3 separate regions of the Homo sapiens genome follow, and all the other regions are linked to region 2. A link is an interaction called in ENCODE POLR2A ChIA-PET data of the cell type or tissue named here. Cell type or tissue: HepG2. All regions are shown on one strand. Links, peaks and the distances in the headings refer to the core of each region. The heading gives the core; the rest is flanking DNA.

Region 1 (7,754 bases), core at 2,678-5,177, 200 kb after region 2:
ATTCTGAGTTGCATTTAAAATTCCAGGAAGAGGCCGGGAGTGCCTATAATCCCAACACTTTGGGAGGCTGAGGTGGGCAGATTGCTTGAGCTCAGGAGTTTGAGACCAGCCTGGGCAACATGGCGAAACCCCGTCTCTACAAAAAAAATACAAAAACCAGCTGGCTGTGGTAGTGTGTGACTGTAGTCCCAACCACTTGGGAGGCTGAGGTGGGAGGCTGGCTTGACCCTGGGAGGCTGAGGCTGCAGTGAGCCAAGATCATGCCACCGCACTCCAGCCTGGGCAACAGAGCCAGACCCTGTCTCAAAAACATGAAATGAAATGAAATGAAATGAAATGAAATGAAATGAAATGAAATGAAATGAAATGAAATGAAATAGAATTCCAGGAAGCCAGAGGCTTCTGGGTAGCATGTGAATCATGGGAGGGAAAGCCAACACTGTTTTGCCCCAAAAGTTGCTCTTTAATGTCCAGACATTACTTAGGCATGGCAACCACATGCCCCAGATTTCCCATTCGAGTCCTGGTTCAGGTGAATGTTTTGTCATTTTCAGACCATGTGTGGCTGCTGAGCTAATTGGCCAAAGTAACTCCATTTTGCTTTCTGTGCATCCTGGAACCGTAAGGCATCGTCAGGGCAAGCCAGGGCCCTTCCGAGAAAGCTCTTCCTAGAGCTGCTGGTGTGTGTGCTGGGAAGACCTGCACATACCAAGCGTCCAGGGTAGTGATTTGGGATTTGTCCTGGCACTAAACAGCATTCTAAGGTTTAGCTGCCTCTGACCCTGGCTTATATTTGAAGGGTGTCCATTCTGCCTCCCTTCTGGAAACTCTGTATAGGAAAGTCATAGCTCTATTCATAATTCTTGTTTCATCCAATCTAAGGTACCCCACATTTTAAGATGTATCATTAAGGGGAAATGTGCCAAATCAGATAATATTCCCTAACCACAAGGGATCTTTATTTCATACTTATTGAAAGAGTTATTATAGACTTAATTAGACACCAATTTAAAAATCATATATCATTATTGTGCATACATTTTAAAAAATGCAAGTGAACTAAATTGGCCACAGTATTCCTAAAACATCTCCACATTTAGAGCCTGAGGCAGAGGTGTCTGCTTGAGGGCTTTCCACGTTGCAGCCTCCTGAGCCCATCAAAGCATGGCCCGGCTCTTCTGCTTCCCCCTAGGCTGCACTCCGTGCCCAATGCACCAGCTCAAGCCAGAGCACGTCCCTCCTCTGCTCAGAACTAAAGCCAGGTACTTGCCGAGGCTACAAAGCCATCTGGCTCCTGTGACCTCTTTGACCTCATCTTCCTCCCTCCTGCCGACCCCTGCAGCTCTGGAACAAGCCAGGCCTGCCTCTCCTCTGGGCTTTTGCCTGTGCCTTCCCCCTGCCTGGAACTCCCTCCCTACAGGGAGCCATAGAGCTCCTCCCAGCCTTTGCTCAAATATCACCATCTCTGTAGAGCCTTCCCTGACTGTGCTGCACACAATCTCCAAACTGCAGCCCTCCTATGACCAGCCATCCCGTCTCCACCAACCCCAACCCCTTCCAGCTTTTACTCTTCCCATAGCACTTATCCCCACTTGGCACACTGTTAATATATATACTTCCTTGCTTACTGTCTGACCCCACTAGAAAAAAGCTCAATGCAATGAGGACGTGTATCTGCTTGGTTCACTGATGTAACCTCCAGTGCCTAGAATTCAGTCTAGCACATAGTTGACCTTACAATAACTATTTGTTAGATGAAATGAAGAGACATCTAAAAAAACACAGGATACAAAGTACAGCGGAGACAATCCTATTTGTGTTTCAAACACATCTATATTTGTAACTAGAAGAATGTGCCCCATTATCTCATTATCCCTGGGTGATTTTCTGCATATGTGCGTTTTGGTGGTTTCCAAATTTTCTTAATTAAAGCATGGCTTATTTTTGTAGTAGAGAAATATGTTATTAAAAATAAATGCATAAGTACTTGTTGAACTAAAAAAGAAGATAATTGCCGAAATATTAAAATCTGCCTGTGCTTTTAAAAACTCAACTATCCATAAAGAAGATGCTTGACGATAATGTATATTCTCTGTTGGATTGAAACCTCAGCGGGCTGAAGCTCTTGATTTTTGCAAGTTGTCTTACAATACCTTAATTAGTCTAATTGTTTTGGGGTATGGAGGATCATACATTTGAGAAGGCAAAACCCAGGTTATCTCCTATCTCAGCTCTGGTCTGTACCCAACTTCTTGGAGGAATGTGACTAGAGAAAGTTCTTCTGTCATCCTTGCAGATTTCTGTCTTAAACTGGGTATTTATTTAAAGTACAGGACAAGGCCACACATATAGGGCCCAACTCCCCTCAGTTCCAGCAAGCCCCCTGGAGATCCGGAATCTCAGAGGCCTGCTAGATTCCCTTTTTCTTTCCTTGGGTTGCGGGTGGTCTAGGGATGGCAAGATGGGAAAGGAGGCGTTCAGGAATGAGAAAGAATCAAATGCTATACAAATTAAATCTCCTCAACACCGGCAATGTTCATGGAATTGAACCCAAACGCTGGATAGCTCATCAGTGAGCACTGTTTGGCAATGAATTGCTCAACAGAGACATTTTCAACAAAATATGAATTAGTTTAATCATTACATGTTCAAGAAAACCTTGTTGGAAGGAAAATGCCCTGCCTTGTTTCAGATTGCACACTGAACACCACTGAGGCTCTCCTCCCATCCCAAGGCCCTGGGGCCATCAGGCTGCCTGCTGGGAGGTGGCCCAGGGGTGTGGCTGCTGGTGCCACCAGGAGACGCCTGCTGTGCCTGCTCCTCCTCCCCCAGCGGCTCCTTCCCCAGTGCTTCCATGGCCAGGGGCCCCACACTAGGGCTTCAATTGCTCACCCAGGGTGGGCAGGCAGTGAGCACAGCTTTACCCAGGACTGGGGCCTCTGCCAGGGAGCTGGCACCCCCACGCCCATCCCGCAGAACGAGGCCAGGCCCTCTGGGACAGTCACACTGCACAAAGTCCAGATGTTACCGCTACGGAAAAGTGTCTTCGGCGTTACGAAGATGCAGTAACTCAAGGCCTTTGGGGAAAAGGCACATTTGAGTCTTGGAAAGTTTTTCCAGAGCTGGAGAACAAGTCTACGAGTACCGTGGATGCAGGAGATGACTGAGTCTCCTTCACGCCTTCATTCAGGCACTCGGCACACAGCCACTGAATACACACTACCTGCCAGCAAGCTGCACCATGTGCTAGGAAAGCAGGAAGATCAAGACAAGACCCTCGCTTCCTGGCAGCTCACATTCCAGTGTGGGGGTTGGGGGGTGGGGCAAATCAGCACACTACAAACAAAAGAGCAAGTGTGGAGACACAGGTGTTGAGGAACGGTGGAGGGAACCAACTCAGTGGGCCGGAGCGGGGGGTGTTGGTGAAGCCTTTCTGGAGGGGGTGTCAGAGGCAGGAGTGAGACCTGCAGAGAGGAAGGGTGTTGGCAAGGACAGGGAGCCCCAGACCCTCCCTGACCCTAATGTTTCCAGGCCTCCTTCGGACGGTGCACCGAGTGACTGGCGGAAGCACAGTGTAATCCTCCCTGGACTGGACTCTGGAACGGCATGTCCGGGGGGGGCAGGGGCGTTGTAGGCTGTTTAGTCACTGTGGCATCCCCAGTGCCTCACACACTGCTACATGATAGGCACTCGACAAATATTTGCTGAATTGAATGTTGTGGAATCATCAGAGCAGACCCGGGACATCTGGGTCCACGTTTGGTGGCGAACTGCAAAGCGATGGGTGCAAAGGTCGTCATGCAGGTGAAGCAATGAACACCGAGAGGGACCTGAGCAGACCCCACTTCCGTGTGCTCCAGCCTCTGCTGACAGCGCTCCTCTGAGCTAACGATCTCTCTCCTGGGGGAGAAAAAGGGCCACCTTCTTTCTTTTGCAAAGTAGGAAGAATTTCTAAGTAAATTTTGCTTTACAATGTTTCCCTAAGAATAAAGAGGAATTGAAGATTTTTTTTTTAACATATCCGTCATCATAAACCTCAAGGAATTAGATAATATAGGACCAATACAGGTTAGAAATATCCAGTCGTTCAGACAGAGACACATGTGAGTGCAGAAGGCTAAGCTATTTCACCCACAAACTCACTAAACAATGTTGTTTCCAATAGCAGAGACATCATAATTTGAAAAATAGTACATAATAATTATGCAAAATGGAAATAAGGTGCTTTTGAGTAGAAAAGAAAAAAGGCTACAAAGGTATTTCAGGAGAAAATGGTTCTATTTCCAAAAAGGGGAGAAATAAAACAAGGTTAACAGCTTAAAGCCCACGAGCCCTGTGACACCAAGTTGGAGACTATCAGGCAAAGACAGCTTCAAAAGTGCATATTTGGTAGAAAAATGAACAAAATGAAATTCACTGAAAGTCTTTGGATATTGGGTTGCTGTTGGGGCTGCCGATTCATTTTTTCCTTCTCTAAAGGGACACAGCATTCATTCACAGATGATTCCTTTATCTCACCTAAAACAATGCCCGTGGTATCGACTATTATCCTTGGCAAAGTGCCTTTGCATTAAAACATGGTGACAGCATTTCTCGGCCCTGATGTTGGGGAGAGTTCCTACCATGTAATTATCCAGCTCAATTAGAAGACAAGGTCAGAACAAACAGATCCAGAGGGAAGGTCCATGCCTGCTAGACACACAGATGTGGTCCCACATCATTTTCTTTTTTCTTTTTTTCTTTTTAGGTAGCCTGTTACTGTTTCATACACATGGTTTTCAAAGTAACAGGCAGCCAGATAGTAAGACTGCAGGGAGCAAATGAAAATTCACATTTTTTTGATTGAGTACCTATATTGCAGGCAGTTTCACATATAACATTTCATATAATGTCTACAGAAATGTACACAGCTAATTGTCTATGACATTGGTATTACTGAGACCATCTCACAGATGAGGAAACTAAGGTTCATTAATTTGACTGATAAGACTTATAAGAGGTTCATTACTTTGAGCCTGGTTTAGCTAATAAGTTTCATAACCAGAAGTCAATCAGATGTGGCCGCCATCAAAGCCCATGGGCCCAAGGCATGGTCTCTCAATTGTACCACAATGAGGCCTACACTTCTGTTTTGCACTCTACACATTTTCTTAGTGGAATACAATAACAGCTGTACCTGTTTTCACCTTTTTATAAGGATCTCAATGATCCTCATTAAATGTAATTAAGAACACAGTGAAACCTGAAACTATTCTGCGTGAAGGTGCCTTGTCCAGTCTGGGGAGAAGACAAGCTCGGAGTCTTGGGTGACAAAGTCGCTCATTGATGGATTGCCAGCAGTCTGGTAGTAACGCCTTAGTGACTGAAGGTCAAGAACATTTCTCTTGGGCTCCGCTTCCCAATTCCAGTTGAAGAATAACAAGCTCTGTGGTTTCTACACAACAGAAACCACAGATTCCCAGGGGCCCTGTCAATCAAGCTTGACACTAAATGGTGATGACTGCTCCTGTTATTGCAAAATACATGTATACTAAACAAAGACCGTACTGGTTAGTTTTGCTTAAATACTGGAGGATTCTGACCAGTACAATGCTAAAACATAAACTTTCATTTATGAAAAAAGATAAACTTTCTAAAATTCCCAGGTTATACTCAAGAAGTAACTTGCTCCCTGTGAAGAGAGGGTGGGGTTGCAGAGACTCCAGAGATCTCCACTTCTGCAGTGTCAGTGTGGAACTGTATCTATTGCTCCAGTATCCACTCCTGACCAGCAGGAATGGCAAAGAACCTCAGAAGAGTACAGGTGGTAGGTGCTGAGTAAAACTGGAAGTCTGAGTGTGTCTCCTAGACACTAGCAACTACAAGGATATACTTTCAATGAAACTCTTTGAACTCATTGGGAGAAACCTGAAAAATACCATGTGCTGTTGAGGAATTAATGCCCACTCCCACCCCCAGTCTTCATCTAATTATGCTTTTATAATTAATTAATTAATGCCCACTCCCACCCCCAGTCTTCATCTAATTGTGCTTTTTAAATTAATTAATTAATGCCCACTCCCACCCCCAGTCTTCATCTAATTGTGCTTTTTTAATTAATTAATTAATGCCCACTCTCACCCCCAGTCTTCATCTAATTGTGCTTTTTAATTATTTTATTTTATTTTATTTTATTTTTTTGAGATGAAGTCTTGCTCTGTCGCCCAGTCTGGAGTGCAGTGGTGCGACCTCGGCTCACTACAAGCTCCGCCTCCCGGGTTTTTGCCATTCTCCTGCCTCAACCTCCCGAGTAGCTGGGACTACAGGCACCTGCCACCACGCCTGGCTAATTTCTTTGTATTTTTAGTAGAGACAGGGTTTCACCATGTTAGCCAGGATGGTCTCGATCTCCTGACCTCGTGATCTGCCCGCCTCAGCCTCCCAAAGTGCTGGGATTACAGGTGTGAGCCACTGCGCCCACCCTATCGTGCTTTTTAAATTAATTGATTAATGCCCACTCCCATCCCCAGTCTTCATCTACTTGTGCTTTTCCAAGTATATTCATCTATGGTTAAACTTTCATATCATTTCTTTACTTTTCTTTTAAGCCACACACTTCTGAGATTAAAAAACAACAACAACAAAAAAACTGTTCAGCTCATTTTGAAATACAACAGAAGTATTCCTGAGGACTTCCCCATGGCAAACACGATTATTAACTGATTACTAAAAAGAGAAGGGCAAAAGGCAAAATAATGGACATTAGATCTAGGGAAAAATGGTGGAAACAACCTTAAAGAATACGGTGGAGAAACATCTGGAAAAAGCATATTTAATTAGAGAACACCAAGAGGGACTGAAACAAAGGAAATCATGCCTGGCTGGCCTGATGGAAGGCTTGGAAGGTGTGACTGCCATGAAAGCTACAATCAATTAAATAAGTGCCACCTTTCTTGAATTTTGCCAAGCAGATGGCAAAGTTGGAGAATCAACAGGGAAACTGCAGAGTGATACAATGGAGAGAGAGAAGGATCAGAAAGCCCCTCCTACAGCTACATCCCTATCCCTCTTAGGCTTGCGTCATACATTGTCCAGTTGGCTTCAACATTCAGAATAACTGGAGCCCTAAAGAACTGTCAAGTTCTGAGAACAGTCTTTCCATTTCCAGAAACAACTTCCTGAGAGACCGTTACATGGCTGCCAAGAAAACACTGCTTCATGTTTAAAGCACTTGTGAAACTTGAGGTCAAAAAGCAGAGGTCCACCAAGCAAGGCCACAGAAAAACAGCTTGAAAATGCTCTAGCTGAGCCTATACGCTCTGTGGCAAAACCTCGTGACTGTAGTGCTTACTCTGGGCAGTTCTGGAAGGCTTTTTCTACCAGAAGTTTCCATCAGTTGAGGTTTTGACTCTTACTCTCCCCTGGGTGGAGACTCTGAGGCTGCATGGTGCAAGATGAAAGGACTTCAATATTGTCTGACTATAAGAGCAAGCTCTGCAAAGCACTTTTTTGAAGAGATTTTTGAATGGAAAATCTGGGTGGGAAAATAGGAAAACAGGTCAGTTGAGCAAAGGAATATCAACTATTCCTGTTCGCCACATGAGCTGAGAATGCAGCCTCTCCTTCAGAGTAGAAACAGGAGCTGGGGAGCTCCTGGAGTCGATGGGAGGTGCCCAAGTCTGGTAGGAGATGGGGGCACTGATGCAGCCATGGCCCCCCGGCTGGTGTAATCTGCTTTCAGGCACCCAGTTGCAGGGTGGCTCAGCTGAGGGTCA
Region 2 (7,754 bases), core at 3,218-5,717:
TAAATGTAGAATCTGAAAAAGTCAAACAGCAGCAGAGAGTAGAATTGTGGTTGCCAAGGGCGGGGGCAAGGATGGCAGAAATGGAGAGATGTTGGGCCAAGGGTACAAAGAAGATGGGCACAGTGGCTCATGCGTATAACCCCAGCTATTTGGAAGGCTGAGACAGGAAAATCACTTGAGTCCAAGAGTCCAAGGCCAGCCTGGGCAGCATAGTGGGACCTCCTCTCTAAAAACAAACAAAACAAAACAAAACAAAACATCCACAAAGGGTAGGAAAGTTCAGTTAAACAGGATGAATAAGTTCTGGGGATCTTATATACAGCAATGTGACTATAGTTAACAATACACTACTGTATACTTGAAATTTGCTAAGAGAGTTGATCTAAAGTGTTATCACCACACACACAAAATGGAAACGGTAGGAAGCGAGGGATGTGTTAATTAACTTGACTGTAGCCATCGTTTCACAATGTAAATGTATGTTGAGTCATCACATTCTATACCTTAAATATATATGATTTCCAATTGTCAAGTATACCTTAATAAAGATGAGGAAATAAATTAGGGGTCAAAAAAAGAAACAAGAACCTCTTCAAATAGGGATTTATCCACAACCTGCTGGGGCTGAGCAGGTGACCCAGGCCTAAGCCAGCTGGGATGTGGTAGTAAATGCAGCCTGAGGCAGAATGTTAGAAGGCGTGGAGTGCTGTGAGAATGGCTCTGTGATGTCCTGCATTCTTAGTGGGAGGAACTAGAGGCTTACAGCCAATGACCATGTAGTGTCTGCAATCTGACCTCAAGGCTGGAACTACTAAGGGGCCGCCCTCCCTGCCTCCAGGCTCTCCCACACAAATTCCTTCCTACCTGGTAGCCAAGGTGGTCTTTCAACTATCAATAGGCCTTTTTTGCCTCAAACCCCTCAACAGGGCTCTTCCCTGCCCTCTTGCCAAAGGAAGGAGTTCAAACTGTTGACCTGGGGACTTGGCCTTTGGTGATTGGGCTCCTGCTTCCCTGACTGGCATTCCCAGCAGTCCCAGGATGTTCCCCAGCACTGTGCGCTCCATGAGGACAGGGATCATTCCGATTAGACTGCCATCCATCAGACTGAGATCTCCAATAGGAAACCTAGTTGGGCTCCAAGCTGGAAGTGCCTAGTTTAATGCAGGACAGAGTAAGAGGGTCTTTGAGAGGGGAATGATATCCTTTATAGATTTTTGTAATAGATCGGCAGATTATTCTTACACATAGAAGAGGGATTAAATATATTTAGTAGTCGAAGGGATCTGAACTTCAGGGGATCATCCCAAAGTTTCACTACTTGATCTGAGCAATTCCAGGTGAACTACAGGAGGTCAGATGAAGACTTCACAAGTTGTTAACTCATTCAGAGAGCAAACATCTTCTTAATTAACATGGAAACCAATCCAATCTCATGTAAGAACCAAGGAAAAGAAACATTCTTCAACACAATGAGCAGGAGGTCATGGAGCCATGAGCAGACATAGATCATGGTTTCCACCTGTTGCATCTTAGGAAAAGAAACCAAATATTTCCTTCCTGCCTGCCTTCCTTTCTTCCTTCCCTCCTGCCTTCCTTTTTTCCTTCCTTCTTGCCTCCCGTCCTTCCTGCCTGCCTTCTTTCCTTCTAATGTAACATTTGCTTATTAGAGGCTGGGCCCGGTGGTTCACATCTGCAATCCCAGCACTTCAGGAGCGAGGCACGTGGATCACGAGGTCAGGAGTTTTGAGAGCAGCCTGGCCAACACGGTGAAACTCTGTCTCTACTAAAAATACAAAAATTAGCCGGGTGTGGTGGCACGCACCTGTAATCTCAGCTATTCAGGAGGCTGAGGCAGGAGAATTGCTTGAACCTGGGAGGTGGAAGTTGAAGTGAGCTGAGATCACACCACTGCACTTCAGCCTCGGCAACAGAGCAAGACTCTTTCTCAGAAATAATAATAATAATAATAATGACAAAGTAACATTTGTTTATTAGAGAAAAAGTTTGAAAATGTAGGTAAGGCCGGGCACAGTGGCTAATGCCTGTAATCCCAGCACTTTGGGAGGCTGAGGCCAGCAGATCACATGAGGCTGGGAGTTCAAGACCAGCCTGGCCAACATGGCAAAACCCATCTCTACTAAAAATACAAAAATTAGCCAGGTGCAGTGGTGGGCACCTGTAATTCCAGCTACTTGGGAGGCTGAGGCAGGAGAATTGCTTGAACCTGGAAGGCAGAGGTTGCAGTGAGCCGAGATTGCACCACTGCACTCCAGCCTGGGTGACAAAGCAAGACTCCGACCCAAAAAAAAAAAAAAAAGAACTAAGGGACATAAGTCAAATTTTCAATAGTGACTACCTCTAGGTAGAGGGCTAATGGATGGTTTTCATTTTCATTTCACTTATCTACTTTTTTGTTTTTGTTTTTGTTTTTTTTTGAGACAGTCTTGCTCTATCCCCTAGGCTGGAGTGCAGTGGCACGATCTCAGCTCACTGCAACCTCTGCCTCCCAGGTTCAAGCGATTCTTCTGCCTCAGCCTCCCAGAGTGGCTGGGACTACAGGCGCATACCACCACACCCGGCTAATTTTTGTATTTTTAGTAGAGACAGGATTTCACCATGTTGGCCAGGCTGGTCTTCGAACTCCTGACCTCAGGCGATCCACCTGCCTCGGCCTCCCAAAGTGCTGGGATTACAGGCATGAGCCACCGCGCCTGGCTCCTTCATTCTTTTTTTTTTTTTTTTTTAAAAAAAAAAAAACAGTTATACTAAGATATAATTCACGCTGCATAGAGTTCACTCATTTAAAATGTATAATCCAATTGCTTTTAGTGTATTAACAGAGTTATGCATTTATCATCACAATACATTTTAGAATACTTTCATTACTCCAAAAAGGAACCCCTGCATGCACCCCTTAGCTCTCAGCCCCAACTCCCCGCCCCCACACCCATTCCAGCCCTGGGCAACAACTCATCTACTGTCTATCTCTACAGATTTGCCTGTTCTAGATATTTCATGTCAGTGGTCCATACTTTATGTCTCTGGCTACTTTCACTTAGCTAAAAGTGTGAGTCTTATCCACCTTGTAGCATAGGTCAGTGGGGGCAAGGGGAGTTAAGTTCCTCATGTTCAGTTTATTGGAAGAATCTATTACATTTTCTTTTCATCCTTTTATGGTTTAATTTTTAATGCTTTGTTTTGGCTGGTCTCGAACTGAACTCAGGTGATCCATCCGCCTCAGCCTCCCGAAGTGCTGGGATTATAGGCATGAGCCACCTTGCATGGCCCTGGATTTTTATATAAGCAAAAAGTAAGTGAGGAATGCAACTTTGTTTTATTCTAACTCACCATCCATTTTTTTCAGCACCTTTTATTCTGCACTGTCAGAAATTCTATCTTTTTTATATTCTACATTCTATTATATATGTCAGCGCTCTCTGCTGCCTACTCAAGAGAGTCCCCAACTTAAAACTATAAAGGCAAAGCAGGGAAGGATTCTGCAGTACCTTCTAGGACTGGGGTGCAGGGTTGCTGGGACCTGGACCCACATCCTAGTTCTGCGCGGTGGGGACAGTGGGAGGCGCAGCTACCCTCAACTGTGAATGCAGAGTGCTCAAGGCTCAGTAAAAATTGGGAGTAACTAAAAGTTTTAACTTTAGGTTTCTAATAAAACATTTTAAAGAAACTACCTTTGAAGGAGGTGTGAAGGCAAGCCGGCAAGAAGAAATAGCCTCAATAGCCTTCATCTGCAACAGGGAAAATACCCAAGGGCAAAGTTTAAAATGCATTCCTAGGTTCACTGATGAATAGACAGAAAGATCCTTTTTTTTTTAATTTTTAATTTTTTTTTTTTTTTTGATGGAGTCTTGCTCTGTCACCCAGGTTGGAGTGCAGTGGTGTGATCTCGGCTCACTGCAACCTCTGCCTCCTGGGTTCAAACGATTCTCCTGCCTCAGCCTCCTGAGTAGCTGGGATTACAGGCACCTGCCACCACCATGCCTGGCTAATTTTTTGTATTTTTAGTAGACATGGGGTTTCGCCATGTTGGCCGGGCTGGTCTTGAACTCCTGACTTCAAGTGATCCACCCACCTTGGCCTCCCAAAGTGCAGGGATTACAGGCATGAGCCACTGTGCCCTGCCTAGAAAGGCTGCTTAAAGCCCAGTGTTATCTTTAATGGCTGCTTAAAGCCCAGTGTCAACTGTGCTTTCCTAGGACACCAGTGGGCACTGGGGGAGATAACAGAGGTCCCTTCTAGAAGGAACTGTTTCACCTGCTGTAAATAGCAGTATGACACTTGAAGCAAACCTCAGCCAATCCCTCTGCAGCTCTGCCACTGCAGCGAGGAATGGTAGGGACAATCTAACCTTGAGGGGGAAAAAGATAACATTGCTTCTGGGCTGTACCATGATGTCATATTTGTTGCGGAGAACAGATAACATCATAAATTTATACACTGGAGTACAAAAGCCCATTGTCCCAAGGGGAGATGCGAAGGCAAAGGTCGAAGTCGATTTCTGACACATGTTTAAGGCAGCTGAACCAGGTCCTCCTGACAGACTCTCTTCTGAATGCTTACCACCCGTTGTTGGTGTCACTAGTTTGAGAATTAATCATACTTAATTGACATGTCAACTGAAGTTGACCCTGTCCTTTGGGTTTTGAGTGAAATTGACTTGAACCTCCATCCCAGGTGTACCTGGAGATCTAGAGTTCCCTTCAAACTCTTTGGGGGATTCATAGGGTGAAGGGCATATGTATTACATTTTTCCAGGTCATCCCTAGCTCTGAAATCCTGATTCTGCAAAATCGTTTCAGCTAATGGAACATCTCTTCATCCCAGCTTGCACCTCGCTGCCCTAACTGGCCATGATTTTGATAATTTCATTTTTTGACAAGCCATCGACCAAGGCTGCATAAATAGCTGAATTTTACCGACAACTTGAGGCCATGGAGAGGTTTATACCACCACATCTGAATCTCAGTCTAATGTTAGATATGAATCAAACCTAAAATTGAATATTAGACACCCCTGCTTCGGTCTTTTGTCCATCTCATGAAGAGTTTCTATTTCACTGCCTATATCTCTACCCGCTTCTGGGCCAGCTGTGGCAGGTCAATTCTCCCTGACCATCACACAAACAGGCCTGCAGAGCACCCCAGCTACACAGACACATTTCCACAGCACTGCCTCAACATTAAGCTAATAATTAAACCCAGGGAAATTGATGCCCAGACATCAAAGCCAGAAATGAAACACACTTCCTACACAGTCTTCTCCCAAAGCTGGAGCAAGCCAAGATGATGGAGACAGCCTTACACTCCTCGTGCCAGGACCCATCTCAGGTTAATGAAGTCTGAGATGAGTCAAGGTAACTGAGGCAGCTGTTTGAATAGATTTATGGGAGAGTTTAAGGCAGCTCTCTGGACCAAACTGCAAATGAGATAAGATAGGAATAATCACTCTGGTACCACAGTCCTCATTAAATAGAATTTAGGAGACAGGCCTTGAAGGTACTGGGGCCCTCACAGCTTGATCAGACTTAGAAAGCATTTTTTGGCCTCTGATCTTCTAGTTGAAACGAAATTAGTTACCCATAGACTTAGGTGAATGTGATACTGCACATAGGCATATGACCCCAATCTATATAAGCACTAAGAAAATTGTAACACTTTGAGTTGGTCTAGTGGAATTATCTCTGACCTTCTCCCTGTATCTGGTTACTACAAGAAATTCCCTTCTTTCCTAGTTTGTCTGCTTCTCGTTATTGGGCCACGAGAAAACACAGCCAGACCCGGCTCGGTTCCAGGAACAATCTGGCCTCCTGTCTCCCTTCCCTCGACCTTTTGCCTTAATTAATTCACTTCCTTCCACCATACCCAGATTTCTCCTAACCTCTTACACAGACCATTTTGGCTCTCTTTTTTCACTGCCTCCTTCCAGATAAACTGTTGAAGCCTCACCTCCGAACTAGAGTGACCTCTCAAGGTATTTTCAAAACCAAAGTCCATCCTCTTCCTGAGTGGAACTCCAGTGTTAGCTGATAGAACAACATTTTATCAGATCCATGTGCAATTTCTAATTATGGCAACCTGTGACAGTTCTGAATTTTTTTAAACTCCTGTGTTGTTTTTAAATATTTTAGTTAAACAGTGAGATAGGGCCAGGAGTAGCACCTGTTCCCATAAGCCAGACTAGAAAACTTCATGTTTCACCTTATTGGGCATTGGGTACAGCACTCAGAAAGGTTTTACCTCAGTAATGAGGAGGAATGAGTCCTAGATTAATCATGGCTCAGTCCCACCTAAGAAGTATTCAAAGCAAGCAAGCAAAACTGAGACTGTTTCCAAGTCACTTAATTTGTCCAAGAATATTTATAAGAATACAAAAATATCCAGTATTCAACAAGGCAAAATCCCTAATGTCTGACATCTAATAAAAAATTACCAGGTATTCAAAGAAGCATAAAAATTCAATCTGTAATGAGGTGAAAACTAAATCAATCAAAACCAAGTCAGAACTAGCACAGATGTTAGAATGAGCAGACAAGGATATTGAAATAATCACAATACCTGTATTCTGTATGTTCAAATAGTTAAGGAGAGACATGGAAGATATAAAAAGGACCCAAAATAAACTTTCAGAGATGAAAGCTACACTGGCTGAGATGAAAAATACGTTGGATGGGATTAATGACCATGGAAGAGATTCCAGAAGAAAGATTCGTAAACTTCAAGACAATGGCGGAGATGACCCAACAGGAAACACACAGAGAAAGAAGAATTTAATAAATGGTCCATCACTGAGTGTGGTGAGATGGGACAGTTCCTTTGACCTTGACCCCCTTTGTGGGTGGGAACTGGAGTGGCTTGTTTCCTTCAGCCTGCTGCTGGCCACTCCTCGTGAGAGGGAGTGTGTGAGCAAGTGAGCGTGGGAAACAGAGGGAATGAACACTGGAACCAGCTGGTCACTCCTCTCTGGTGGGAGCAGGCTCTGTGCAGGCCTGTGGCAGCATCCAAACCCCTGTCCTCTCGGCACTCAGGTTCTTGTTTGGTGTTCGGGAAGAATCAGGTAACTCAAACGGATTGAAGGGTAGTGTATGTGGAGGATTTTCTTGGGTGATGGATATGGCTCTCAGCAGAATGGGGAGTTGGAAAGGGGATGGTATGGGAAGAAGGGTGCAGGAAGAAGGCGACCTTTCCCTGAAGCCGCACTGTCTGAAGTTATCTGCGTCTATCCGTAATCTCTGACATTCAGTTGATGCCTTTCTGCTTGCCACTCAGCCACTTGTATCCCTGACACTCGGCGGCCTGCATCCCTGACTGCTTGCATCAGCTGCTTGTGTTGCTCTGCCAGCTGAAGTCTTTTTATGGGCACAGAATAGGGGTGTGGCAGGCCAAAAAGCAACTTTTGGGTGGAAAAGCAAGGTCAGCTGTTTTCACTTAGGGCCACAGTTCCAAGCTCAAGGCTGAGGTTTAGCCAGAAGCCCAGCTGTTCTGTATCAGTGGGAAACTTTAATCAGCTTAATCCATAATTAAGGTCCCTGAAGTGGAGGAGAGAGAGGAAGGACAGAATAAATATTTGAAAAAATAAGAGTTGAAAAATGTGCAATTTTGTTGAAAACTAACCAACCCACAGATCTAAGTAGCTCCACACAAGGAAACCTCAAGCACAAGAAACATGAAGAAAACCACGAGACACATCACAACCAAACTGTTCAGAACCCGTGATAAGAACGAAATCCTAAAAGCAAC
Region 3 (7,754 bases), core at 2,678-5,177, 280 kb before region 2:
TGGTGATGGTTGTACAATCCTGAAAATATATTTTAGAAACATGGAGTTGTACACTTTAATGAGTTGTATGGTACAGAAATTATATCTCAATAAAGCTGTTATAAAAATCAAGAAAATAAATATGATCACAAATACCAATCTTATTGAAATCTAGTTATCAAAATTTTTAAAAAATGTTATAGTATAGCAATATATGTGCCTTATCAGCATATTAAATCGCAAAATCCAGTGGGGTCTATTAACCACCTTAATTTAAAACTAGTAATGGGAACAAATGCTACTTCAAGATATCTGAAACAACACTAATGTGATGTGGAGACATCTGTAATTGCAATTGGTGACAGGGTCAGAGATACGGCTAACCCACATTGGTGACAGAGTCACAGACATAGCTAACATACTGGTTTTGTTGCCTGCCTTCCTAATTAGAGGAAATGCTGCATTTCAGGTAGGATTTATACAAATAAAGATGGACTTTTCTCCCCACCCAAGAAAACTAATCCTCAAATCCTATGCACAGAGCCCTTAAGGAGCTTTGGGCCCCAGAAGAACCCTTGGGCTGGATGGAACCATTTCTACATCATCATGGAGGTAAGAAAAGGGGCAGCTGGTTCCCTCTCTACCTCATTGTCTTAAGCAGCCGAAAAGGATTCTTAGGCTGCCTCGACTCCCACAGTTAAGGAATTTCAACCAGGAACTAAGATCCCAAAGTGAAATGTTAGAAAGGAGAAAATGACAGAAAACATCAGCCCCTCATACCAAGCCCTCAGAGCAGATGGACTGTGAACTGACTTTCATCACTTCCTGCTGTCTCTAAAGATGTTGACTCAGAGAGGCAAGTGTAGAAAGCTTGGATGAACATTTGAAGCAGGTGAACCTTGTTTTAGCTGACACACATCCCAACACCCCAACTCAAAAGATCCACCATGCCATGTTTTCCAGGACACATTTGATTTCCTGGTTCCTCTCAACCATCCCCATCCCCCTCAAAGGCACTTGTCCTCATCAGACCACAAGTCCCAACTGGGATTGGAAATATAGTCAGACAGTCCCATCCTCCCCTCTGAAGCTCTTCCTACCCTCAGCCCCCCAGGAGTGGGTGCTGGCAGCCCTAGAGCTGCCTCGCTCAGGAACCAGCATGGACTGGCTGCTCCTGCCTCATGCTCCTCTAGCGAGCACAGGAGGACAGAAGGCAGGCACCAGGGCCTCACAACATGACCTGCTACCACCCACCAATCAGATGGCTCTGTCCAGGCTGGTTCTCGGGACATAGCTGGTGGGGCAGAGAGTCGGGACAGACCGTAAGACCAGAGACCTCCCTTCCTCCATTTCTCTAGGCAGGACTGATGGTAAGATGTGATTTAAAGAGCAGGACTGATTACCAGCGTAGCTGGAGAGGCCAACAACTTGAAAATACACCCAATTCCCATTATTCACAGTAGCTATGTTCCATAGAGTTACCAGCAGATACTGAAGCAAGCAGCACTCCTAAAGGAAATGCAGAGTTAGGTTCCTGAAAGCCTCAGGTTGCAACATTTTTGTCAATCAATCAATACTAACCTTGTTTTATGTGTTTTTCTATTTAAAAGACACCTTACTGAATAAACAGATGGTCCTCAACTTACAATGGGGTCATGTCCTGATAAACCCAGGATAGGTTGAAAATATCCTAAGTTGACAATGCATTCAATACACCTAACCTACCAAACACCATAGAGGTATGTCTCAGCTTGCCTTCCACCTATCCAGAACACATGTTAGCCTACAGCTGGGCGAAATCATGAAATACAAAGCCTACTTTCTGAAAGAGTGTTGAATATCTTATGAAATGTATAGACTATTGAACAGAAAGTGAAAAACAGAATGGTCCCATGGGTATTTGAAAGATGGTTTCTACTGAATGCATATCACTTTCACACCGTTGTTAAGTTGAAAAATCATACTGGAAGGAACCATCGTAAGTCAGGAATCATCTGTACAGTGTTGATTCGTTAACACTCAACCAGTGGCACTAGAACACAAACCTGAATACAGTTTATCAAACACACATATTTTCCCCATAAGGCACATCACTGCCTTCTTGCACTTGGAAACACTAGACAGCACTTTCAAACAGTGAAACCACGAAGAAAAAGCACAAAACATGGAAAACATGGCACTAAACAAATCATGAAAACCACACTCGTTTACACCAAGAGGCTGAAACAAGATGGCAGAGCATCCTTTTCAGCTGGGAAAAGGCTCATCGGGTAACACATTTTTGCCACTCTGCTGGTGTCTATGAGTTCTGATCTTGGGGTGACAAACAAATTTTAGAGAGCAGATGAATTTACAAATATGGAATCCACAAATAATGAGGATCCACTGAACATGGTTTAAGGACCTGGCAAACAGCGAGGAGACTTACTAGGAAAACAGCCATTCATCAGCCTTAATGTGAATTAATCTGTACAAGGGCTCTTCACCTGGGGTGACAGAGGAAGCCCCTGGCAGCCATTGGAGCTTCAAGGGGTAGCTCCTGGGGGAATCTGTATACAAAATTGTTCTCAAAATTGTATGCAATTTTTTTTTTGACAGTCTCGCTGTGTTGCCCAGGCTGGAGTACAATGGTGCAATCTCAGCTCACTGTAACCTCCACCTCCTGGGTTCAAGCTATTCTTCCACCTCAGCCACTCAAGCAGCTGGGATTACAGGCATGCGCCACCATACCCAGCTATTTTTTGTAGTTTTAGTAGGGACGGCATTTCGCCATGTTGCCAGGCTGGTCTTGAACTCCCGACCTCAAGTGATCTGCCCGTCTCGGCCTTCCAAAGTGCTGAGATTACAGGCATGAGCCACTGTGCCTGGCCAAAATTTATGCAAATTTTTGATATGTATTTTTATGGGGGCTAAAATCCCATTTTCAACAGAATCTCAAGAGGTCGGTGCCCCCAAAAAGGTTAAGAACCAGTTTAATGAATGAATATTTTCCCCAATGCTCACTTGAATTTGACTGGGTTTTCTCTGGGGAAGGGAGAGTGCAGAGTAACTTAAAGATAATCAATGAAATCATCAACCTCTGAGAGCAGCAGAAGCCCCTCGTCTTGAGGACTAAGCAGACTCTGCTGGCAGCAGGGTGGAGAGTTACAGAATATGAAGTGCCTGGGATATTAGGTTCTCAGGATCACTTAGAAAAGTACTGGGAAGCCACTGTCCCACCTTTTCCATCAGCCTGCCTCAAAAGCTCAGAATGGTGGCAAAATAGCATATTAGTCTCCTTTACTACCGCAACAAATGACTACAAACACAGTGGCTTAAGCAGCACAGACTCATGACCTTACAGCTCTGCACTCAAAATTCTGAAATGGATTTCGCTGAGCTGAAAGGAAGGTGTCGGCAGGTCTGCATCTGCTCCGAAGGCTGCAGGACAGAATCCATTTCCTTGTCTCTTGCAGCTCCCAGAGGCTGCCTGGATTCCTTGGCTCTCGGCTCCTTCCTTCCTCTTCAAATTCAGCAATCGCGGCAATCGGATCCCTCTTCCATCCTCACATTTCCTTCCCTCTCCCTGCCTGGCCTCCCTCTTCCAGCTTTTAAGGACCCTGTGAGTGCGATGGACTCATCCAGATCATCCAGGATAATGTCTCCTCTCAAGGTCCTGATCACATCTGCAAAGTCCTCCTGCCATGTAAGTGCCACATTCACAGCCTGGGAAGGAGGATGTGGGCCTTCCAGCCCACAGGTCTCCTGCCTCTGCTCACACACTGATGAAGGGTGAGGAGAAGGAAGAGGCATCCTCTCCCCCAGCATCTGCTTGGGTGCAATGACAAACCCACTGGTGAGACACTCGGACTCTGTCATGCACCTACAGGGCCCTCCTGGGAGGTGGCCTATGAAACCCCAACTTCACAGGCAGAAACAAAGGCTGTGTGCATTGCCAAATGTCTTCCCCCAGCCTTCAGGTACTGCAGACAGGGCTGCAGAGAGGTAAATCAGCAGTTCTCAGTGCCCCATCTCAGTAGATAAACTGATAAATGCAATAAAATAATTCCGACACCAAAAATACCTATTTCAACCCTAGCAGCTTTACAAAGCCTTGAAACAGAACCCGTATGCCCTGGTATGATCCAGTTCTGACTTTGTGAACCACGAAACAAGGAGGCCTTTGTGCATTCATTCAACTATGCAAATAAGCCTGACCAAATAAAACAAAATGACAGGAAATTGCTAAACAAAGTGTTGTGGCCAAATCCACACTTGAGGGGTGGGAAGATGACCCTGGGAGAAGCTATGCAAACAAAACCGACCCCTTGCCCTGGTGCATTACAGATGACAGGCGTGGACTTCACATCCCGGCCACTGGGAAAATTAAGCACAAGTAAAAACACGACTTTCTATCCTCATATTTTAAAAACAAACAAACAAAACCCAACAGGACCACCTTGTCCCATTCCAATACTGTCAATTATTGACCCCTTGAGAAAAACAGCTTTACCTCTGACTTATACAATGCAGGAGCTCAAAACAGGCCTTGACCATGGTGGACAGGAACATCATGAGAAGATGTTTCTCCACCATGAACAGACTCACTGTAAACAAACTGGGAGGCCCCAGGCAGCAGAACTTCATTCTCTTCTGGGTCCAGAGGCCAGAGAGCTGAAATCCAGGCATCAGCAGGGCTCCTCTGATACCTGGAGCCGGGGACCTCCTTACCTGGCCCTGTGTCTTGTGTTTGCTGCTTGTTCTGTCCTTGGCGTTCCTTGGCTTATGACTTCCTCACTCCAGTCCCTTCCTCCGTCGTCGCGTGGCAATTCTCTCCCAATATGTCCCCTCGTTGTTATGTGGTCATCCTCTCCCCGCGTGGTGTCCCCCAATTGTCATGTGGCCATCCTCTCCTCACGTGTCCCCCCACCATTATGTGGCCATTCTCTCTCCATGTGTCCCCCCACCATTATGTGGCCATTCTCTCCCCACATGTCCTCCCATCATCACGTGGCCATCCCCTCCCCACATGTCCTGTCGTCCCAAGGCCATCCTCTCCCCATGTGTCCCCTGTCATCACGAGGCCATCCTCTTTTGGCATTCCCCCGTTGTCACGAGGCCATCCTCTCCTGACATCCCCCTGTTGTCACGTGGCCATCCTCTCCCAACATGTCCCCCCCATCATCACGTGGCCATCCTCTCCCCACATGTCCCTCCATTGTCACATGTACATCTTCTTAGAACAGCAGTCACACTGGATTAAGGGCCCACCCTACTCCAGTATAATCTCATCTCAGCGTTACAACTGCAACAACCCTATCTCCAAATAAGATCCCCTTCTGAGGTCCCGGGGGTTAGGCTTCAACATATCCTTTTGGAGGACACAATTCAGCCCAAACACTTGGTCATCTTTTCACTTGGTGGGCCCGTCCTTTTAAAGCCTGACTGCCCCATTGACCGTCTCTCCAGTAAGCTTCCTCTCTTCCTGCAGTGCCTTCACCTCCAAGTCCTCCCCCGACCCTTCTGATGTATCAGGAGCATGCACCCCACCCCAGAAGGCAGGGGCCTGGCAGCCTCACTGCCCACCTCCAGCACTCCCAGAGGCCTGGCTTCCCAGGAGGCCGGTTCCAGAGTCACCCCGCACCCTACTTGCCCCCAAACAACTGTATTTTCTCAATTATGTTTGAAGGAAGAAGAAATCCTTTTTGCTTTCCAAAATGGGGGTGACAACACAGATGTCTACACACACCAGGAAGGTAGCAAATGAAGCTAGCCAGGCATGGTGGCTCGCACCTGTAATCCTAGCACTTTGGGAGGCCAAGGCAGGAGGATTGCTTCAGCCCAGGAGTTCAAGACCAGCCTGGGCAACACAGGGAGACTCCATCCCTACAAAAATTCTTTTAAAAAGTAACCAGGCATGGTGGTGGGAACCTGTGGTCCCAGCTACTTGGGAGGCTGAGATAGCAGGATTGCTTGAGCCCAGGAGGTCAAGACTGCAGTGAGCTGTGATTGTACCACTACCCTGTCTCAAAAACAAATAAACAACAACAACAAAATGAAGCTGCTGGAAGGGCTTTGGGTGAGCAGAGAACACACACCTGCCATTAGCTGGTGGGCAGCTGCTGCAGGTGCCAGTCATGCTCACCAGCCCAGTGGTGCCAGGCTGCAGTGTTTCCAGGAGACAGGGCACTCCAGACCTTCCAGTGCTGGCAACCATCTCCATTTATTTTAAGCACTGCGTGGGCTGGAAGCACACCTCTGCAGACTGAATTTGGCCTGCCCATTTGCAACTTCCATCCCCCCTTTCTTGATAATCTCAGAAATACACAGACTTCCTGTCTCCCACGCTTTTAGTTGCATTTCCTGTAAGTTTTCCTACACGAGAATGTCTTTGCTTCCCCTTTGGCTGGCCACGAATTTCTGGCCTTTTGAGGAAAGCCCTCCCTTCTACCTCCTCAGCCCCCTTCCTCGACTCCTCTTGCCAGATTTTTAGCCGCCGGCTCTGTGGACACATCTTCGTGCCTTCTGTGGCTGGCACCCTTCCAGGGACAGAGACACTGCAGTGAACCAAACAGATGGAAACCATCCAGCATTTGGCAGTGGCCAAGAGGAACAGGAGGAATGAATGGATGAGTGATGGCAGGGGGTGCAGACCAAGATGGGGTGGGAGGCTGGGGTGGGGGCACTGCCGAGGCACAGCCAGGAAGAGGCGGGCGCTGCTCAAGCTTCCTGCCAGGATAGATAAGATCAATCAGTGCAATATAGACAGTGACAGGCGCGGAGCAGAAAAAGTGAGCAGGGAGTAGGGTATGAATAGTGGGGAAGGGGAAGTGACATTTTAGATGGTGTTGTCTGAGAAGGCCTCATTGCAAGGGTGACATCTGAATGCGGACCTGAAGGAAGCCAGGGAGATGGCTGCATGGAGAGTGGAGGAGCACTGTAGGCCCAGAAGGGCACGTGCAAAGGTCCTGCGGCAGAAGCACTCCTGACCAGTGCAAGCCCCAGCGAGGCGGGCAGTGTGACTGAAGGTTCATGGAGGAAGTGGCGTGGGGAACACACTGCACAGAAGTTTGAGGTCACAGAAAGGTTTTGGGTGTCACTCTGAATGCCACTGCAGGGGTCTGGGGATCATCCTGGCTGCTCTGTTGAGAACTGACTCTAGAGGAACAAGGAGAGAAGGAAGGAGACCAGTTAGGAGGTGCTAGCGCCACCTGGGCAAGAGAGGACTCTAGCCTGAGCCAGGGCGCAGCAATGGAAGAGCTGAAGAGTTCTGGAGACAGACAGACAGACAGACACACATACACACGTGCTTTTTAGTTGCGGAACTTTCCAAAGAAAAGTAGGGTGACATAATAAACCCTTGTACCTTCATTACCACGTACCCACCAACTCCACCTTCTCCCAGCCCACGCCCAGGCTACTCACTCTCCTATACCTTAGATCAGCTCAACTCAAAATGGGCTCCTCACACCAGCAGCACCAAGCATTAGAAATACAAGTTACGGGGCCCACCCCAGGCCTTGTGAATCAGAAGCTCTGGGCTCAAGACCTAGAAAGCTGTTTTAATGAGCCCTCCAGGGGACTTGAATGCATGCCAAAGCTTGAGAAGCACTGCCCTAGGTTATTGTGAGTAAATTCCAGGCATCACATTATTTCATCTGTAAATATTTCAGTAAGACTCTGGAAAAGATAAGAGCTCTTTTAAAAAACACAACCATGGCCAGACGTGGTGGCTCATGCCTGTAATCCCAGCACTTTGGGAGGCCAAGGGGAATGGATCACCTGAGGTCAGGAGT

Evidence for each region. Peaks named below come from ENCODE experiments on the same cell type or tissue, not always from the same donor. Only the 100,000 strongest peaks of a DNase experiment are listed, where the experiment ranks them.
Region 1: POLR2A ChIA-PET joins it to region 2 with 8 read pairs; 1 of 35 experiments calls an interaction of 5 or more read pairs at or near these places.
Region 3: POLR2A ChIA-PET joins it to region 2 with 5 read pairs; 1 of 35 experiments calls an interaction of 5 or more read pairs at or near these places.

Annotation. Positions count from the first base shown.
Region 1 is chr6:157,527,158-157,534,911 of GRCh38, reverse strand. All of the region lies in intron 1 of ZDHHC14 (zDHHC palmitoyltransferase 14), which reads right to left. It overlaps MIR3692 (microRNA 3692), which reads right to left and starts at 5,780; the gene lies at 5,712-5,780. RefSeq lists enhancers at 785-1,285, 1,286-1,786, 2,353-3,257, 3,258-4,163. In HepG2, for the core only: no CTCF peak of the experiment used is centred there; DNase peaks (open chromatin) are centred at 3,311 and 3,701; H3K4me3 peaks cover 1,123 bases.
Region 2 is chr6:157,725,205-157,732,958 of GRCh38, reverse strand. No RefSeq gene overlaps it. Among named protein-coding and RNA genes, the nearest start is that of SNX9, 94 kb to the left of the region's middle. RefSeq lists enhancers at 1-246, 504-1,025. In HepG2, for the core only: no CTCF peak of the experiment used is centred there; DNase peaks (open chromatin) are centred at 4,458 and 5,198; H3K4me3 peaks cover 537 bases.
Region 3 is chr6:158,008,195-158,015,948 of GRCh38, reverse strand. The region is part of intron 1 of SYNJ2 (synaptojanin 2); the gene reads right to left. Among named protein-coding and RNA genes, the nearest start is that of SYNJ2-IT1, 11 kb to the right of the region's middle. RefSeq lists an enhancer at 6,380-6,519. In HepG2, for the core only: no CTCF peak of the experiment used is centred there; DNase peaks (open chromatin) are centred at 4,228 and 4,998.